2 separate regions of the Homo sapiens genome follow, and region 2 is linked to region 1. The links are chromatin loops, found by intact Hi-C in ENCODE. Cell type or tissue: B cell. All regions are shown on one strand. Each heading gives the region's core, and the rest is flanking DNA. Links, peaks and the distances in the headings are about the cores only.

Region 1 (2,908 bases), core at 311-2,810:
ATGGGATTTTTCTTGTTGTGGAGTTGAATTCCTTGTATATTCTGAATATTAGTCCCTTGTTGGATGAATTTTATCCCATCAAAAAGTTGACTCTTCACTCTGTTGACTGTTTCCTTGCTGTGCAGAAGCTTTTTAGTTTAATATAGTCCCATTTGTCTATTTCTGTTTCTGTTGCCAGTCATTTTGAGGTGTTAGCCATAAAATATTTGCTTATGACAATGTCCTGTAGTGTTTTCCCTATGTTTTCTTCTAGTAGTTTTATAATTTTTAGTCTTATGTTTAAGTCTTTAATACATTTTAGTTGTTTTTTTAATTCAGTGAGAGATTGGGACCTAGTTTTATTCTTCTGCATATGAATATCCAGTTTTCCTAGCATCATTTATTGAAGAGGCTGTCCTTTCCCAGCACTTTCATTGAAAATCAGTAGGCTATAAATATGTGGTTGTTTTGTTTCTAGGTTCTCAATTCTGTTCCATTGGTCTGTGTCTATTTTTATACCAATGTCATGCTGTTTTGTTTCCTATATCCTCATGATATATTTTGAAGTCAGGTAGTATGATGCTTCCAGCTTTATTCTTTTTCCTAAGGGTTGCTTTGGCTATACAAGCTCTTTTTTGGTTTCATAATAATTTTGGGATTGTTTTTCCATTTCTTTGAAAAAATGACATTGATATTTTAATAGCGATTACATTGAATCTGTAGATTGCTTTGGATAGTATGGTCATTTTAACAATATTAATTCTCCCAATTCATGAGCATGGAAGGTCTTTCCATTTGTTTGTGTCCTCTTCAATTTCTTTCATCAGTGCCTTGTAGTTTTCCTTGCAGAAGTCTTTCACCTCCTTGGTGAAATTTATTTATATGGATTTTTGTAGCTATTGTACATGGGATTGCCTTCTTGGTTTCTTTTTCAGCTAGTTCATTATCAGGGTATAGAAATACTACTGACTTTCATATATTGATTTGTATCTTGCAACTTTACTAAATTTATTTATCAGACCTAAGAGTTTTTGGTGGAGTCTTTGGGTTTTTTCCTTTCAGCCAGTATATATCTTTTAAGTGGAAAATTCTATCTGTTTACATTCAAGGTTATTATTGATACGTGGGGACTTATTTCTGCCATTTTGTTGGTTGTTTTCTTGTTGTTTTGTCTATCCTGTGTTCCTTTCTTTCTCTCTTATTGTTTATCATTGTGGCTTGGTGGTTCCTGTAGTGGTAACATTTGTGTCTTTTCTCTTCCTCTTTTTTTGTATTTGCCGTGCGGCTGTAAGTTTTATACATTTATGTGTTTTCACGATGGTAGAGATCATCCTTTTGCTTCCAAGTATAGAACTCCCTTAAGCATTTCTTGTAAGGCCAATATAGTGGTGATGAATTTCCCCAGGCTCCAGTGGCTCACATAGGTGCTGGCTGTGGTGGGCAGGATGGGATGATCCTTTGCCCCACCCAGTAACAGTAGCAGTGTGACGGGAGAGCCTGTCCTCAGGGCATGTGAAGTGCACAGTGGCCCTGCTATGGGGTCACTGCCCGTGGCATGTACTTCAGCCCTGGAAGCAGCAGCAGCTTCATCATAGCTTATTTAATTCAGCGGACCAAGAGCATAAACACCTGAGCTTCCTCTTTTTATCTGCTCATTCTGCTTCCCAAGTTCTCAAGGACTTATGTGGACAGTCTTCCCGCACTTGCCAAAAACTCAGTTCATTCTGTTATAAATCTCAGTGCCTCTACCTGCTACAGACACGGAGCTCACCCCGTCAGTGGCACCCCTTCTGACCCAGAAGTGTCCCTAGGTGTCTTCGTGGCCTCTGCCATGGGTGCTGGTATGCCATTGTGGGAGGTGGGGGGCAGTGGGAGTCAGGAGGTTGCTCCTCTGGGTGGAGCTGCCTGCCAATCAAGATCCTGACTCTACCTCCACCCCATGTGACCAGGCTGCAGGGGCAGGCCTTAGTGGGCACCGGTGGTGCTCTGGTCACAAGACACCCTGGAGGTGAAGGGGGCCTTCCAATTCTAAAGCTGTAGCTGCAGACTTGGGCAGTGCAAATCCTGTCAGGACCAAACACCAAATTCTATCACCCACTCAAGCTTGAAGTTAAGTGGGAGGGAGAGAGTCCCTGCAGGACCCTTGCTATAGTTGGATGTTTGTCCCCCAAGACTTCATGTTGAAATTCGACCCCCAGTGTTGGAGGTGGAGCCTGGTAGAAGGTGTTTGGATTTTGGGTGCAGATCCCAAAATGCTCTCCTTTGAGGGTGAGTTCTCACTCTTATTCCTGCTAGAGCTGGCTGGTGAAAGGAGCCTGGCATCTCCCCTCTTTCTTGCTTCCTCTCTCCCCATGTGATCTCTGCACATACCATGGTTCTTGTACAGCCTGCAGAACCATGAGCCAAATAAACCTCTTTTCTTTATAAATTACCCAGCTTCAGGAATTCCCTTATAGCAACTTAATGGACAAAGACAACACCTGACAGCCACTCTCCCACATGCCTCCAGCAATGCTCTGTGGGTTTGCACCTCCAACTAAGTCATTTAGGCAGGATTTAATGGAAGGACACCTTGCTGACACAGATCTGGGCTCAGTGCAAGAGCCCCTGGGACACTGAGGACTCCAGAGCTGGCTCCGGCAGAGTGAAGAGTAGCAGAATATGCCACTTTCAAACAAGAATAATTTTGAGCCGAAGACAATTAAAAAGAAGCATACCCAAGAAAAAAATCCCTGCCCACTCCCTTTCTACCAGGAAAAGCAGAGGATTCTTAGTCCTTGGAGACAACTCTAGATGCTTATCAGCCCAGAGAAGGCACTAGAGGAATCTACACAACAAACTAGCAAGCTATCTTCTGTTAGCTTCCCCTATATATTTACTTCCCAGAATTTGCTGCCCTACAGGTTGAAAGCCCCTTTCCTTTGTCTTG
Region 2 (2,908 bases), core at 231-2,730, 56 kb before region 1:
TCCAAGCACAGCCTGAATTGAGAGACTGGGGCTCAGGCCTCGGGGGCCTCTGTGTGTGCTCCACATGCCTACAACTGCCCGGGTCACCTTGCCACCCTTCCCAGCAAGCCCAGACAGTTCTTGGCCTTGCCCCAAACCTTCATGATGTGTGGTGCACGCCACCGGGATCCAGGAGGTGCAGGCTGAGCCCTCGAGAGCATGTGGGCCTCACCGGGATCCAGGAGGTGCAGGCTGAGCCCTCGAGAGCATGTGGGCCTGTCTGCACAGTGTGGGGGCCTTGCACTCCACAGGAGCACAGGGGTGGGGTAGCAGTCGCGCCCGTGGCAGGGGAGTGGAAGTTGGAGCAAAAGTTTCAGGTGAACGAGTGTCTTAGTCTAATTGGGCAGCTATCACAAAACACTATCGGCTGCAAAGCTTGAGCAACAGACATTTGCCTCCCACAGCGCTGGAGGCTGAAAGTCTAAGATCAAGGCGCCGGCAACTTCAACGTCTGGCGAGGGCCAATTCCCAGCTCAGAGACGCGCCTCCTCACTGCATCCTCGCGCAGCCGAAGATGGTGAAGGAGCTCTCAGGGTCTCTGTCATACAGGCACTAAGCCCGTCACGAGGGTCTCTCTCATACAGGCACTAAGCCCGTCACGAGGGTCTCTCTCATACAGGCACTAAGCCCGTCACGAGGGTCTCTCTCATACAGGCACTAAGCCCGTCACGAGGGTCTCTCTCATACAGGCACTAAGCCCGTCACGAGGGTCTCTCTCATACAGGCACTAAGCCCGTCACGAGGGTCTCTCTCATACAGGCACTAAGCCCGTCACGAGGGTCTCTCTCATACAGGCACTAAGCCCGTCACGAGGGTCTCTCTCATACAGGCACTAAGCCCGTCACGAGGGTCTCTCTCATACAGGCACTAAGCCCGTCACGAGGTCCTCATCATTGCCCAGATGCTAGGGCTCCCAGTGCCATCCCCTTGTGGATGAGGATGGGGGGCGTGACCATGTCGTCCTTAGAAGCCGTTAGGGAATGCATAGTGGGGAGGACAAGTCTCTGCCATCACCCTGAAGATGGGCAGGTGGTGGCCAGGCTTGGGGCAGTGCCGAAAAATGACTCCCCAGGTAGGTGGGAGCAGGATCAAAGAGCAGGGGATTTTTTCAGAGATGGCAGCCAAGCCAAAGTTGGGGGCTCATGCCAGGAGGCTCACTTGGCCATGGTGCAGTCACCCAGGGGTGACCCACAGTCCATGGCAAAGTCAAGGACAGCAGTGGCTGTGAGACCAGGGTGGAGGCAGGTGGCTGGGGGGAGAGGACCAGGCTGGAAGGACTGGGCAGACCCCAAGGCCATAGAAGTGTCCTAGAGGAAGCATCCAGGATGGCGTCTTGGGAGGGCTCATAAGCTGGGGGCCCAGAAGGAGGACATTTCAGGTTCTGAGGAGCAGCCTGGCACTTGCTCTGAGCCAGCTGTCATGGGTATCTGGGGGCTGCTGGGTACAAGTTGTGTCCCTCCCACTAAATGTGCTCTCCACATGGACCCGGCCCGCCCTTCTGTCCCTGCTGGATCCCTGAGCTGGCACCAGCCCTGCCCTCAGAGACAATGTCCAGGAGACAGGTGGAGGTGCACGTGTGGGTCCCTGGGGAAATCCATCCTCCAACCGTGGGCTCCGAGTCGCCTCCCAGCCTCTCGCTCCAGCTTCACCCCATGTAGCTCATCACAGGCTCAACCTCCCAGCCTGGGGGAGGATGGAGTGAGGAGCCCCACACTGCCCAGGGCACACCCAGGGGGCTGGGGAGTCTGCACTGGGCTGGGGCAGGGAGGCCTCGTGCAGCCTGTGGGGCTGGCAGCTCAGGACAACACTCGTATCCGTTAACTGTGGCCCTGGCAACACTGCACCCCAGACTGCGTGGCTTAAACAACAGACGTTTATTCCGTCCTGGTTCTGGAGGCCGGGCATCTGGGATGGAGGCCTTGGCGGGGCTGGCTCCTCTGTGTCACGGGAGACTCTGTTCCAGGCTCTCTCCCTGCTGCTGGGCTTTGCCGGCCGTCTCTGGTGCTCTTGGCTTATGGAAGCAGCACCATCTTCACAGGGCGTTCTCCACACGTGCTGTCTGTGCCCAGATTCCCCCTTTTCATGAGGACAGCAGTCATATTGGATCAGAGGCTTGCCCTACTCCAGGGTGACCTCATCTGAACTTGATTGCAGCTGCAAAGACTGTTTCCAGACAAGGTCACATTCTGTGGTCCTGGGGGTTAGGACTTCGACACATTAATTTACAGGGGACACATTTTAACCCATGACAGTTTGCCCTCCGTTCCCCCCATAATCATGTCCTTCTCACAGGCAAAATCCCTGCATCCCATAGCAACATCTCCAGAACGGCTGACCCCTTCCAGCACCAACTCTTAGTCCACAATCTCAGCGAAATATCACCTGCATCAAGTGTGGGAGAAACCCAGGGTGAGATTCATTCTGGGTGAAATTCCTCTCCATCTGTGGACCTTTGTAACTTGACAAGAAGTTATCTGCTTCCAAAGTACAATGATGGGGCAGGCATAGGATGGACATTCCTATTCTAAAAGGGATACATAGAAAGGGAGAGAGGAGCCATGGGTCCCAAGCAAGCCCAAACCCAGCAGGGAAAGCTGCATTAGATTTAAGGCTCAAGGCTCATCCTCCTGGGTCCGTGCTCCATCTTCCAGGCCCACTGGGGTGACCCCATGCTCTTCGCCCATGGTGGCCAGAGCCCCCACAGCCTCCTCATCTTTGGCTCTGATCTCAAAGTCACCCTTCCTTCATTTTTTCTGGTCTTCTTTCCCTTCCATCCAATTGGCATTGTTTCTTCTGTTTTACAATTCACAAAATCCTTGTCAGCTTCCCATGAAATTCCTGGGGGTTTGAGTCATCAGACAAGAGAGCC

The links. Hi-C counts contacts between places; a loop is a spot of excess contacts. Peaks named below come from ENCODE experiments on the same cell type or tissue, not always from the same donor. Only the 100,000 strongest peaks of a DNase experiment are listed, where the experiment ranks them.
Region 2: a loop joins it to region 1, with 3.0 times the contacts of the local background. A loop is called at or near these places in 3 of 110 quality-filtered maps.

The regions. Positions count from the first base shown.
Region 1 is chr14:105,792,350-105,795,257 of GRCh38, reverse strand. It overlaps IGH. Among named protein-coding and RNA genes, the nearest start is that of MIR4539, 64 kb to the left of the region's middle. In B cell, for the core only: no CTCF peak of the experiment used is centred there; a DNase peak (open chromatin) is centred at 1,517; H3K27ac peaks cover 527 bases.
Region 2 is chr14:105,848,549-105,851,456 of GRCh38, reverse strand. It overlaps IGH. Among named protein-coding and RNA genes, the nearest start is that of MIR4539, 7.6 kb to the left of the region's middle. In B cell, for the core only: no CTCF peak of the experiment used is centred there; a DNase peak (open chromatin) is centred at 1,366; H3K27ac peaks cover 876 bases.